Regions from separate parts of the Homo sapiens genome. Here all the other regions are linked to region 1. Evidence: chromatin contacts called from ENCODE Hi-C or POLR2A ChIA-PET data. All regions are on one chromosome and are shown on one strand. The core of a region is the stretch at or near the end of the contact, and the rest is flanking DNA. Distances in the headings are between cores, read along the strand shown. Region 1 holds the start of SPINDOC (spindlin interactor and repressor of chromatin binding). Region 2 holds the start of FLRT1 (fibronectin leucine rich transmembrane protein 1). Region 3 overlaps MACROD1 (mono-ADP ribosylhydrolase 1).

Region 1 (3,194 bases), core at 364-2,863:
TGTCTTTAGCCATTGGTATATATATGTTCTTCAAGAGCAGGGTTTCGGTTGCTCTGTTTACTACTACTTCCCAGCCTAAAAACACTAGCCTAAACAGCCTAAAGTAGACGTCCAGTGAATATTGGTTGAATGAATTCACCTGTCTATTCCTGCCCTAACAGTGGGGATAAGGCCACCCTTGCAGGGTTGAGAGGATTAACTGAGACAGCCTCTGACAATGCCCAATGAACACTCAACAAATATTAGCAGAAGTAGGAAAACAACCTATCTTTTGGACTAAATGCTCCGAGAAGGGAGGTGACCTTTATTTCCCTCATGAATTTTATAACCCTTCCAGTTCCAAAAAGGATGACAGGCAGTGCAGGCAGACATCATTCTGTTCGGCTGAAGTTCAATGAATGGCATTGCTGCTCTCAACCTCTTTTGGGTACTATCCCGCCTAAGAAAAGCGGGGTGGGAGAATGGAAATATATTTGCATTTTCATGCATATTAAGTCTCCCACAAAGATGGCTCTTTGTTTTCTTACGGTTTGCAAGCTCCTGAGGACTAGAAATCGGTGAAGGGGGAGGGGAGAGCGAGTGTTCTGAGATTGTTCCTCCCATCCCCTCCCAAAGCTAATCTCGTTCTAGCACTGCACTGCTTTTCCAAACTAGCTGTTGTATGCAGTCCCATTCATCCCTTCTCTCCAGAACTTGACACCTGTGGCTCCTGCAAGTGGAAGGCCCGGGAATGGGAATGAAGCGGGGTGGTGGGCAGGGAAGCGTTATGCTCGGAGAGCCCTTAAAATTCTCCTGGAGGTCGGCAGCGGCGCCCGCCTGTAGCCTCCGGCCTAGAGGCTTCGCCGCCCCTCGGACTAGAACACAGCCCGGCCGTTGTGCTTGCCTCCCCTTCCCAGGCTGTGAGACGGCGGCCGCAACCACCCAGCGCCTCTGGGGATCCGGCCTCTGGTGCTGGGCCCGGGAGAGGGGGCGCTTGGGCACCGGAAGATCCGGAGCGTGCGGGGCGTGGATCGAAGTCTCCAGACCCTGGGCGGGGGAAAGGGGAAGGGAGGGGGAAATCGAGGAGGCCTGAGCTTCTAAACCATGGTGGGGGAGGTGCAAGAGCGCGCCCTGGACCCAGATCCGAGAGGGAAACCTGGGCCCCAAGGCTGAAGGGGGTGAGAAGGTGCCCGGGTCCCGGACCCCGACTGGGGAGGGACGGCCCCAGCCCCGGCCCCGCACCGTGACGCGGAAGTGGAATCCCCTCCATCCTCACCTCTGAGCATCGGCTCGGGCCGCGGAATTACGGCCACCACCATGGCCTCCTCCTCGTCCTCCCCTTCCTCGCATTTCAGCGTCACCTCGAAGCAGTCGAGTGCGGCGCCCTCGGCCTTTAGGGCCATGGTGCGGCCGTGGGCGATAGCAGTGGCCGGAGGACTGGCGCGCAGGCTTCGGCGCGCAGCCGGCAACCGCCTCCCGCCTCCTGGCCGGAATAGCGCCGGGCCCGCCGCCCGCCCCGCGCAGCCCCCTCCCCGCCGCCCGCCCGCCGCTCGCCGGCCGGGCCTGCGACCGGCGCGTCCGGGCCTCCCCGAGACCTCGGCGCGTCGGGAGCCCGGGCGGGGAGGGCTCAATCCGGGGCCCCTGCCCCCCGCCGCTCCCTTTTATGGAGGCTCATTGTCGGCGCCCGCCCGGCCGGCCAGCCGCGGACCCGCCCCCGATGCCGCGCGGCCAATCGCGCGTGGCCCCGCCCCGGGCACGCGGCCCCGTTAGAAACCCTGGACCCGGGAGGCGGCGGGAAGGGCCGAGGGGACCCGGGGCCACCCGGTGCGCAGAGGCAGAGGGGCCCCCAAAACCCGCAACGCGGGCCCCTCAGTCTGCGGGCCAAGCCCGGGGTTTCCCTCCATTAAGAAGTCAGTTGGGCGTTTCTGCTGGCGTGGAGAGCGCTACCAGGTGCCCCCGGATTTTGATCGGGAGTCGCTTTTGCCTTTCCGTGGACAAGCCTTCCTCCGCCAGCAGATGCCCCGGGCAGGAAGAGAAGCGGTGGGTGAGTGGAAAGGGCCTTGGTATGGAAACGCAGAGACCGAATTCCTTCTCATCTGCCAGCTCCGTGGCCGTGGGCACATTATCTGTTTTCTTAGTCCGGCTCATCGTTTCTTTCAAAAACCATTTTGGACCCTTCTGGGAAGGCAAAGAAGAGAAGCAGAGTGGACTGTGAGCGGACATAAACCACCCTGATGGGTATGATTTCCATTTTTGGCACGGGAGTCCGGAGATTTTGTGACCCTCTCCAAGGACACACAGCAATCCCTTGAGAGCCCCAAGACCAGAGTCCAGTTGCCATGACATTGCTGCCCTATAACCACACTCTGGGTGAGCTTTTACTTCTGTGACATGGAATGTGCATCTCCCTCTTCTATAGCAACCCTCATGAGATTTCAGCTCAGAAAATGCAAAATGTCTGACACTGAAAATCCATCTTCGAATGTCGTTATATCAGACCAGACACAGTAGTATTCAGAATCGCGTAGTAGGATGGGGGTGTGAGAAGAGGTGTGAACTAGTCTATATGGATTGCAGTCAATTTTTTAATTTTTTTTTTTTTGAGACAGAGTCTCGCTCTGTCACCAGGCTGGAGTGCAGTGGCGCTATCTCGGCTCACCACAACCTCCGCCTCCCAGGTTCAAGCTATTCTCCCGCCTCAGCCTCCTGGGTAGCTGGGACTACAGGCACGTGCCACCATGCCCGGCTAATTTTTGTATTTTTAGTAGAGACGGGGTTTCAGCATGTTGGCCAGGATGGTCTTGATCTCTTGACCTCATCATCCGTCTGCCTCGGCCTCCCAAAGTGGGATTACAGGCGTGAGCCACCGCGCCTGGCCTTGCAGTCTATTTTTAAGGGAATTATTTTGTTATGTGCAAGTGTATCTGATATTTTAAAGGTTTTACAACAAAGGTATTACCAAGCCTGTTTAACTATTTCTGCTGAATGGTCATTCTCTACCATTTGCTACAGATCCCTTCCGTGCCCCTCTGCTCTGCTCTGTATTGCAGTGGGCTGAGTCTTGCGGGGGGCAGTTTCTCAGGCTCCCAGAGCATCTGGCTTCAGGCCTCGGTTTAGCCAATGGGAGGCAGTGGCAGGAGAAGAGAAGGCAGGAGGAAAGAAAGAGCCATGGTATTTCTTCTCTTTCTCTCTCTTGCTCAGGCTCAGGTGACATC
Region 2 (3,194 bases), core at 404-2,903, 220 kb before region 1:
CACCTACCAGGGCCCCCTCACTGCTGGCCCAGCTAGGCAGCGTCCCCTCCCAGGCACGGGCCCTGTCAGCTCAGGCCATTTCCATTTTAAACCTTCTGAGGAAGCCCTGAACAGTCGCCCACGGAGTCAGCACCAGCTGACAGGTGATGTCTGCGCCTCTCCTCCCGGGGCTGGCGGAAGAGATGCAGTAGCTTTCAACTCCAGAAACTGGAATCTGGAGCCCCTGAGCGCGGCGGCTGCCTCCCCCGCGGCCGCCGGGCAGAGACAGGGTGCCTCAGCCACCTCCCTCCACAGTGGCATCGTGGGTCCCCCCCACAGACAGCCTCCTTCCTAACTCCTGAGCCACCTGGGGAGGGGGATGTGGAGGGGCTGGTTTCCATCCAACCCGAGGGCGTAGGGGCCGCGGTGAGGCAGGGCTGTTCTCAGTCACCCCTCACCTCCGTCCCCAGCCTTGGCTGTATTTATTCACATCAGAGCTCTGGCTTGGGCCTCGGGGGCCTGGCACACCCCAGCTGGGCTGTATTCTCTCAAAACTGCCCACCCTGGAGGGCCTCGAAGACCTCCCGGGGCCACCGGGAAGGCTGTGGCAGCTCCCTGGTGTCCCTGTTCCACAACTTTCTCCTCCTCGGGGAGCTCTGATCAACCACGGTTCCCTGCAGCTGGGCGACAACACTCCCCAGCCTTCCTCCCCGGGGTCTCCAGTGCCCGCGAGGAGGGGCGTGCGCCGCCGGGTCGGGCCGCCTCCTTGTCTTGAGAGCTGGGGGATGGGGGGTGCCCGCCGCCCCCCGCCCAGGCACCATGGTCTCACCGTTCCAGCCGCCAGGTGTACGGCCCCAGCCCCCGCCCGGCTCAGGGCTGACGGTCCACAGCGCGCACAGGGAGGGAAGTTGGAGGCTGCTCATGCCCCCCTTGAAGTCGTTTTAAAAATAAAACCTCGCTCCAACCGTGACTCACGCGGCTGGTGGGGACGGGAGCGCGGCGCCCAGGCCGGCCGGCTGTCCCTGGCCGCGCGCCCTCCTCCGGTTCCCGAGTGCGGGAGCTGGGACCCACATGACCGGCCTGACGCCCCCCACGGGCCAGGCCCCCTCCCTGGGGGGTGCAGCGAGGGCTTGGACTAGAGCTCCAGCTGAGCCCCCGCCCTTTCCAGCCTCGGCTCGGGAGAGCTGAGCCGCCGGCCGCGCACCCCGCGCCTCCCCGCGGCGGGGCCAGCGCCACCGCTACTGGTGCTTGGCTCTTGACTCAGGGACCCCCACCCCAAATCCCAAAGGCTGGGCGTCCCATCTCCCGCCGCTCTGGGGCAAAGCCAGGCTGCCTGACCCCGTGGCGCTTCGGTGCCCCCGGGCCCCCGGCCCCCGCCCCGTCGGCTCTGGCGCCCTGTCCCAGACGCGCGGACCCCGACCCCCGCCCGGTGCAGCCAGCCCTACCTGCGCAGCGGCCGGGGAGGCGGGTCTCCTCGGGAAACTTTGCGGTGACGGCTGGAGCCTCAGGGGTTATTCCAAGGAGCGGGCGGGAACCAGAGCCGGAGGGCGCCCAGGGGGGCCCGGGAGAGGAGCCCCCGGCGCGCGGCAGAGCACGGTGGCGGGCCCGGAGCGGGGGGCGCGCGGCGGCGCATCTGCCCGGCTCGGGCGCCCGGCGGAGCCGCGGGAGGAGTGCGGGGGGTGCGTCCAGCGGCGGGGTGCGTGTGCCCGGGCGGGTGCGCTCGGCGGCGGGGCGGGGACCAGCGGCGGTGCCCGCGCGAGCGGCGGCGGCGAGCAGGGCGCGGGGAACCAGGCTGTGCGGCCGCCTCTCCCCTCGCGGCGGCGGCGGCGGGGGCCGTGCGTGCAGGCGCGGAGCGGGGAGGGAGAGGAGGAGGAGGGGAGGGGGAGGAGGACGGGGGCGCCGCGCTGCGCACTGGCCGGCGGGACCCGGCGCGGGAGGCTGCGCCGCCGCGCGGGGATTCTGGCCCAGCCGGGGAGAAGCGGCCTCCGCGCCCCCCTCCCCCGCCCTCGGCTAAACTGGCTGGGGGAAGGGCGGGTGGGGGAGCCGACCCCTCTGGGGAGTTGGGGGAGGGAGGCTCCCAAAGCCAACCTCCACCGTGGAGGCGGGGGAGAAAGGGGTTCTAGCTCACGCGCCGCCTCCCCAGCACCCTCCTCTCCGCACCCACTCATTCAACCATCCCTCCAGCCATCCATTCATTCATTCATTCATTCATCCGTCCACCCGTGCATTCATTCACAAACAGGTACCCACCGCCTACTCTGCATGCCAAAGTAACCCCTTCCTTCCTGCCTGGCGCCCCTTCCCTGGGCAGACCCTCTCATCCGCCGCGTGCTGTAAACACCCGGGCGCTCCCCAGCAATACCCCTCCCACCTATTAAGGGGGCAGTGCCAGGGTCCCATGCCAGCGCCCCCTCCCATCCCCAGCTGACTGTGACCTTGGCCAAGTTGCTGAACCTCTCCCAGCCTCAGTGTCCTGGATTGTGAAATGGGACCGTTACTACCTAGCTCCAAAGGTTACTGTGAGAGATGAAGAAGACCTTGAATGGGAGGGTGGCTGGCCCAGTGCCTGGCACCTATTAGAGACTGGGAAGATGTTCATGCCTGTGGGTGGCATCCGGGTGGGGTGAGGGAGTGTTTAGACCAGACAGCCTCCTCTTAGCCTGAAAGTCCCCGTGCTCTTGGCATTCGCTGGGACACTAAGTAAGGGACTCTCCCATATACCCAGCCTGGCCTGCCCTGGTCAGACCTCATCACCTTGTCAGTGGCTGCTCTGAGTCCCAAGCCTGCCCAGAGCCCCCACCAGGGCCCCAGTGCTCCTGATCCACCCTCAGACCGCCCACAGTCTGGCTGGGACCCCCTCTGCCGGCCCTGCTCTTTGCTGTCCATCGAGGCCTGGGGGCCACCTCCCCTCTGGGATGCCCTCCCAGATCCCCTTGGGGAGGGTCCCCCCTACAGAGACTCCAGCACCTCTCCCCCTCCTTTCCCTGTGCAAACCCAGCCCTCTTGCGCCCAGTCCGGGAACAGACTGGGGCCTAGCCTGAGGCCGCCGCCTCTGGCCTCTGTGCGCTCTGCATGCGCCTGTCTTTGCCCTTCCTGCCTCTCCCTCCTCACTTCACCCTTCTAATTTCCCTCCCCTTAACTCCCTTTCTTCTTTCTCCCAATTTCTACTCAATTCACCAAACAGCTATTTTTTCCTCCCAATTTTTATTTATTGC
Region 3 (3,194 bases), core at 186-2,685, 190 kb before region 1:
TTGATTCCAGCTCCCTCCACCTCCCTTGCGCCCCCAGGTCAGCCCCAAAGGCCTGGCTGCAGGCCAGTCCACTTCCGCAGGAAACATTAAATTCCTGAAACACTGAGCTCCACTTCCCCGCACGGGCCCCCACAGCTGGCCGAGGTCGCCTGCAGGGCGGTGAGCCCCCAGAGACTTCGAGCAGCCGGTGCCAGGTGCTCGACCCGGGAGGCTCCTAGGAGAGCCAGCTCAGACAGATCCCTGGGCTCACCCCCACACACTGTGAACACCCTGTGTGCACCCACCTCCCATCACACTGATGTACACATACCCGAACATGCCCACACTGTCACACTGTTGTTAATAACAGGATACACTCATGACCTCCATTCTTGCCAAGCACTGCCTTAAGCACATTACAAAGTTAGTTTAACTCAATCCTTCCAACAGCCCAATGAGCTCTGAGGTGGGTGCTATTATCCCATTTTCCAGATGGAGCAACTGAGACCCAGAGAGGTTAAATGATATGTGAGGGGTCACACATCTGTGGCTGGCAGAGCCAGGATGTGAACTCACGTTGCCCAGCTCCACAGCCCAGCCACGGCACCCCATTCGGAACACTCACTTCCCAGCACTGGGAGCTCCAGCCTGGACGCCCGCTCTGGGCCCTGCCTTCTTGCTCCATCTCAGCCTCGCCCTGGGCTACAGCTGCCTTTCTCCCTGCAGAGGAGAGGAGCAGGTGGAAGGGATCCAGGCCTGAGCCGTTCTCAGCGTTCCCCTAACCTCTCTGCCCACCCATCCCTGGGACGCTCTGGGAAATTGCCTGGTGCCAGCTCTGAGTAAAGTTGCAGAATGAGGTTTAATTGTGCCCCCAGGGCACGAGATCAAACAGCAAAAGAAAGGGGTGTGAGCTACCTGGCATCCCTGGAACTGTGCCGAGACTGAGGTGATGAAGGAGAAGGTGGCCTTGGTTTGTCCATCTGTAAAATGGGGAATGATGGTCCTCTCTTGATGCCCGCCTGTGAGCACCAGGCAGCTGGTGCCTGAGGAGCTCCTGGCGTGGGCGATCAGAGCTGCCAAAGATGGGCCCTGTCCTCCCGGCCAGCACGCGGCGTTTTCCTCTGTGGGAGGGTCGCTGTCCCGGTATTCCAGATAAGAGGGTGGACGCCAGAGAGGGGAAGGGGCAGGATCTCACAGCCGATGAGGGGTGAGCCCGGGCTGGACCCAGGCCTGCCTGAGGCCGCGCCTCTCCTGCGCGGTGCCCTGGCGAGGTTGGGCTGCTGGAGCGTTTCCTCCATGCCTCCCGCTGCGCCCCGGTTGTTTATCTGCGCCCGGGTCCCCAGGGTCGCTCGCGAGGCCCTGCAGCCGCCCTCGGATAAACAAGCCCATGCGGGGCCGTAATTAAGCTGGATGCGCTAACGAGGCGGTTCATTAACCAGCTGGGGTTTGCGCGCCAGGAGACTCGGGCCCGGGCGTCGGGCTCACCTCCCCGCGCGGCTGGAAGACCCAGACTCCAGCTACAGATCTGATCACCCTGTAACAAGGTGGCCTCGGTTTCCTCATCCGCAAAATGGGTCCTAGGGTTTGCCGCCGCCCCGTGATGGGGCGCCGCCTGGGGAGGTGGGCCTTGGGATCGCACCGACGCTGAGGCCCGGGCGGAGGCAGCGACTGGTCGCGGGCCCTGCAGCGCGCCCGGGACAGGGCTAGGGAGGGGCGTCGGGGAGGAAGCTTCCCCGTCACCCCGGCTCGGGCGGCGGTTCCTGTCCCGGCGGCCCCCGCCTCCCGGAGCCGCCCTGCCTGGGCCCTGGCGGCGCGGCCTGGAAGGGACAGGGTGGGCCGGGTGCGCCCCCTGCCGGCCTCCTTGCGCGACTTCCCGCCAGGCCCAGGGCCGTCCCGCTCTGCGCCTCGGTTTCCCCAGATGTGAAACATTCCGGGCGGGGGTGGGGGCAGCGGCCGCGGCCGGAGGCCACGGGGTTGGGGCGCGGCTCCGCATGGGTCCTCGCATCGCCGAGGGGCTTCTCGGGACTGAGGGTGCTCACCCCGGGGCCGCAGCCTTGCCAGGCCAGCTCAGTCGCGCCCGCCCTTCCCGCAGTGGACGGCTGCATTCATCGGGCCGCCGGCCCCCTGCTTACCGACGAGTGCCGGACCCTGCAGAGCTGTAAGACTGGCAAGGCCAAGATCACCGGCGGCTATCGGCTCCCGGCCAAGTGTGAGTCCCCGACGCGCCCCCAGCTGTGGGGCGCAGACAGGGCGCCCGTGTGTCACTGGGACATCAGGGGTGCGGCCCCCACAGGAGTGCTGGGGAACTCCTCAGGGGGCCCTTCTTAACCTTAAGGGCCAAGACCCGGCCCCCACCCCGCACACCCCAGGAAGCACATGGGGGAGACCGTGCGTGGAGGCTGAGGATGGAGCTGGGGGGCAACGCCTTCGCGCCCACACTCGCGCTCGGGTCTCAGCCGGGCCCATACAGATGTGGGGAGGGGGCGCGGGGCTCTGTGCGCGTGCGGATTCGGGCTCGAGGGGGCCCACAGGGGTGGGGGCCTTCGCGGAGGAGGCTCAGCGCTTGGGGGGAAAGGTGTTTCCTGCCCCCTTCTGCCCAGGCCGGCAGGGGGAAGCGAGGGAGCTGAGGACCGCGTAGACCCCCGCCGGTCTGACCCCGTCGCCCCCCGTAGACGTCATCCACACAGTGGGGCCCATCGCCTACGGGGAGCCCAGCGCCAGTCAGGCTGCCGAGCTCCGCAGCTGCTACCTGAGCAGTCTGGACCTGCTGCTGGAGCACCGGCTCCGCTCGGTGGTGAGGGACGGCCCGCGGGGGAGGGCGGGAGGCGGGGCGCAGTGACAATGTTCCAACCCCCTCTCACCCCTCCCCGCCCAGGCGTTCCCCTGCATCTCCACCGGCGTGTTTGGTGAGTCTGGAAGAAAGGCAAGGACCAGGAGTGGGCGGTGGACCCAGACGCCGGGAGGGGCCGGGGCGGACAGGGGAGTGGGCGGGGCCAGAGCCTAGGACTCACTCCCGCCCCACCCGCCTCAGGCTACCCCTGTGAGGCGGCCGCCGAGATCGTGCTGGCCACGCTGCGAGAGTGGCTGGAGCAGCACAAGGACAAGGTGAGTCCTGGGCCCGGGCGAGGGTGGGGTCCGCATCCCGGCCAGAGTGACCAGCCCCCATCATCGCCCAGGGAGTCAGGGTGCAGAGCGCAGGGCCAGGCCCGCCCCTT

What was found. A loop is a pair of places that touch in the nucleus more often than their neighbours do. ChIA-PET counts read pairs that join two places held with the same protein, here RNA polymerase II (POLR2A). Pooled maps may share reads with other maps.
Region 2: POLR2A ChIA-PET joins it to region 1 with 10 read pairs in Panc1. The contact joins the promoter of FLRT1 here to the promoter of SPINDOC in region 1. POLR2A ChIA-PET finds 5 or more read pairs at or near these places in 3 of 52 experiments (A673, K562 and Panc1).
Region 3: a loop to region 1 is called in a pooled map, with 2.8 times the contacts of the local background. The contact joins the enhancer-like site here to the promoter of SPINDOC in region 1. A Hi-C loop is called at or near these places in 2 of 50 pooled maps. POLR2A ChIA-PET finds 5 or more read pairs at or near these places in 3 of 52 experiments (MCF 10A, WTC11 and activated CD4-positive, alpha-beta T cell).

The regions. Positions count from the first base shown.
Region 1 is chr11:63,811,875-63,815,068 of GRCh38, reverse strand. It overlaps SPINDOC (spindlin interactor and repressor of chromatin binding), which reads right to left and starts at 1,613. Exons shown (of 6, transcript NM_138471.3): 1 at 1,256-1,613. The coding sequence starts at 1,382. RefSeq lists a silencer at 1,508-1,977.
Region 2 is chr11:64,034,390-64,037,583 of GRCh38, reverse strand. FLRT1 (fibronectin leucine rich transmembrane protein 1) reads right to left here and starts at 1,653. Exons shown (of 3, transcript NM_013280.5): 1 at 1,425-1,653. All of the region lies in intron 3 of MACROD1 (mono-ADP ribosylhydrolase 1), which reads left to right. RefSeq lists enhancers at 1-710, 711-1,613.
Region 3 is chr11:63,999,221-64,002,414 of GRCh38, reverse strand. MACROD1 (mono-ADP ribosylhydrolase 1) reads left to right here. Exons shown (of 11, transcript NM_014067.4): 5 at 2,072-2,188; 6 at 2,652-2,773; 7 at 2,855-2,885; 8 at 3,011-3,084. Among named protein-coding and RNA genes, the nearest start is that of OTUB1, 14 kb to the right of the region's middle. RefSeq lists enhancers at 1,345-1,852, 1,865-2,800, 3,138-3,194, 2,801-3,194 and silencers at 1,538-2,117, 2,768-3,007. Within about 2 kb of position 1,435, at least 5 of the 41 ENCODE cell types and tissues checked have a DNase peak (open chromatin) inside an H3K27ac peak, as active enhancers do.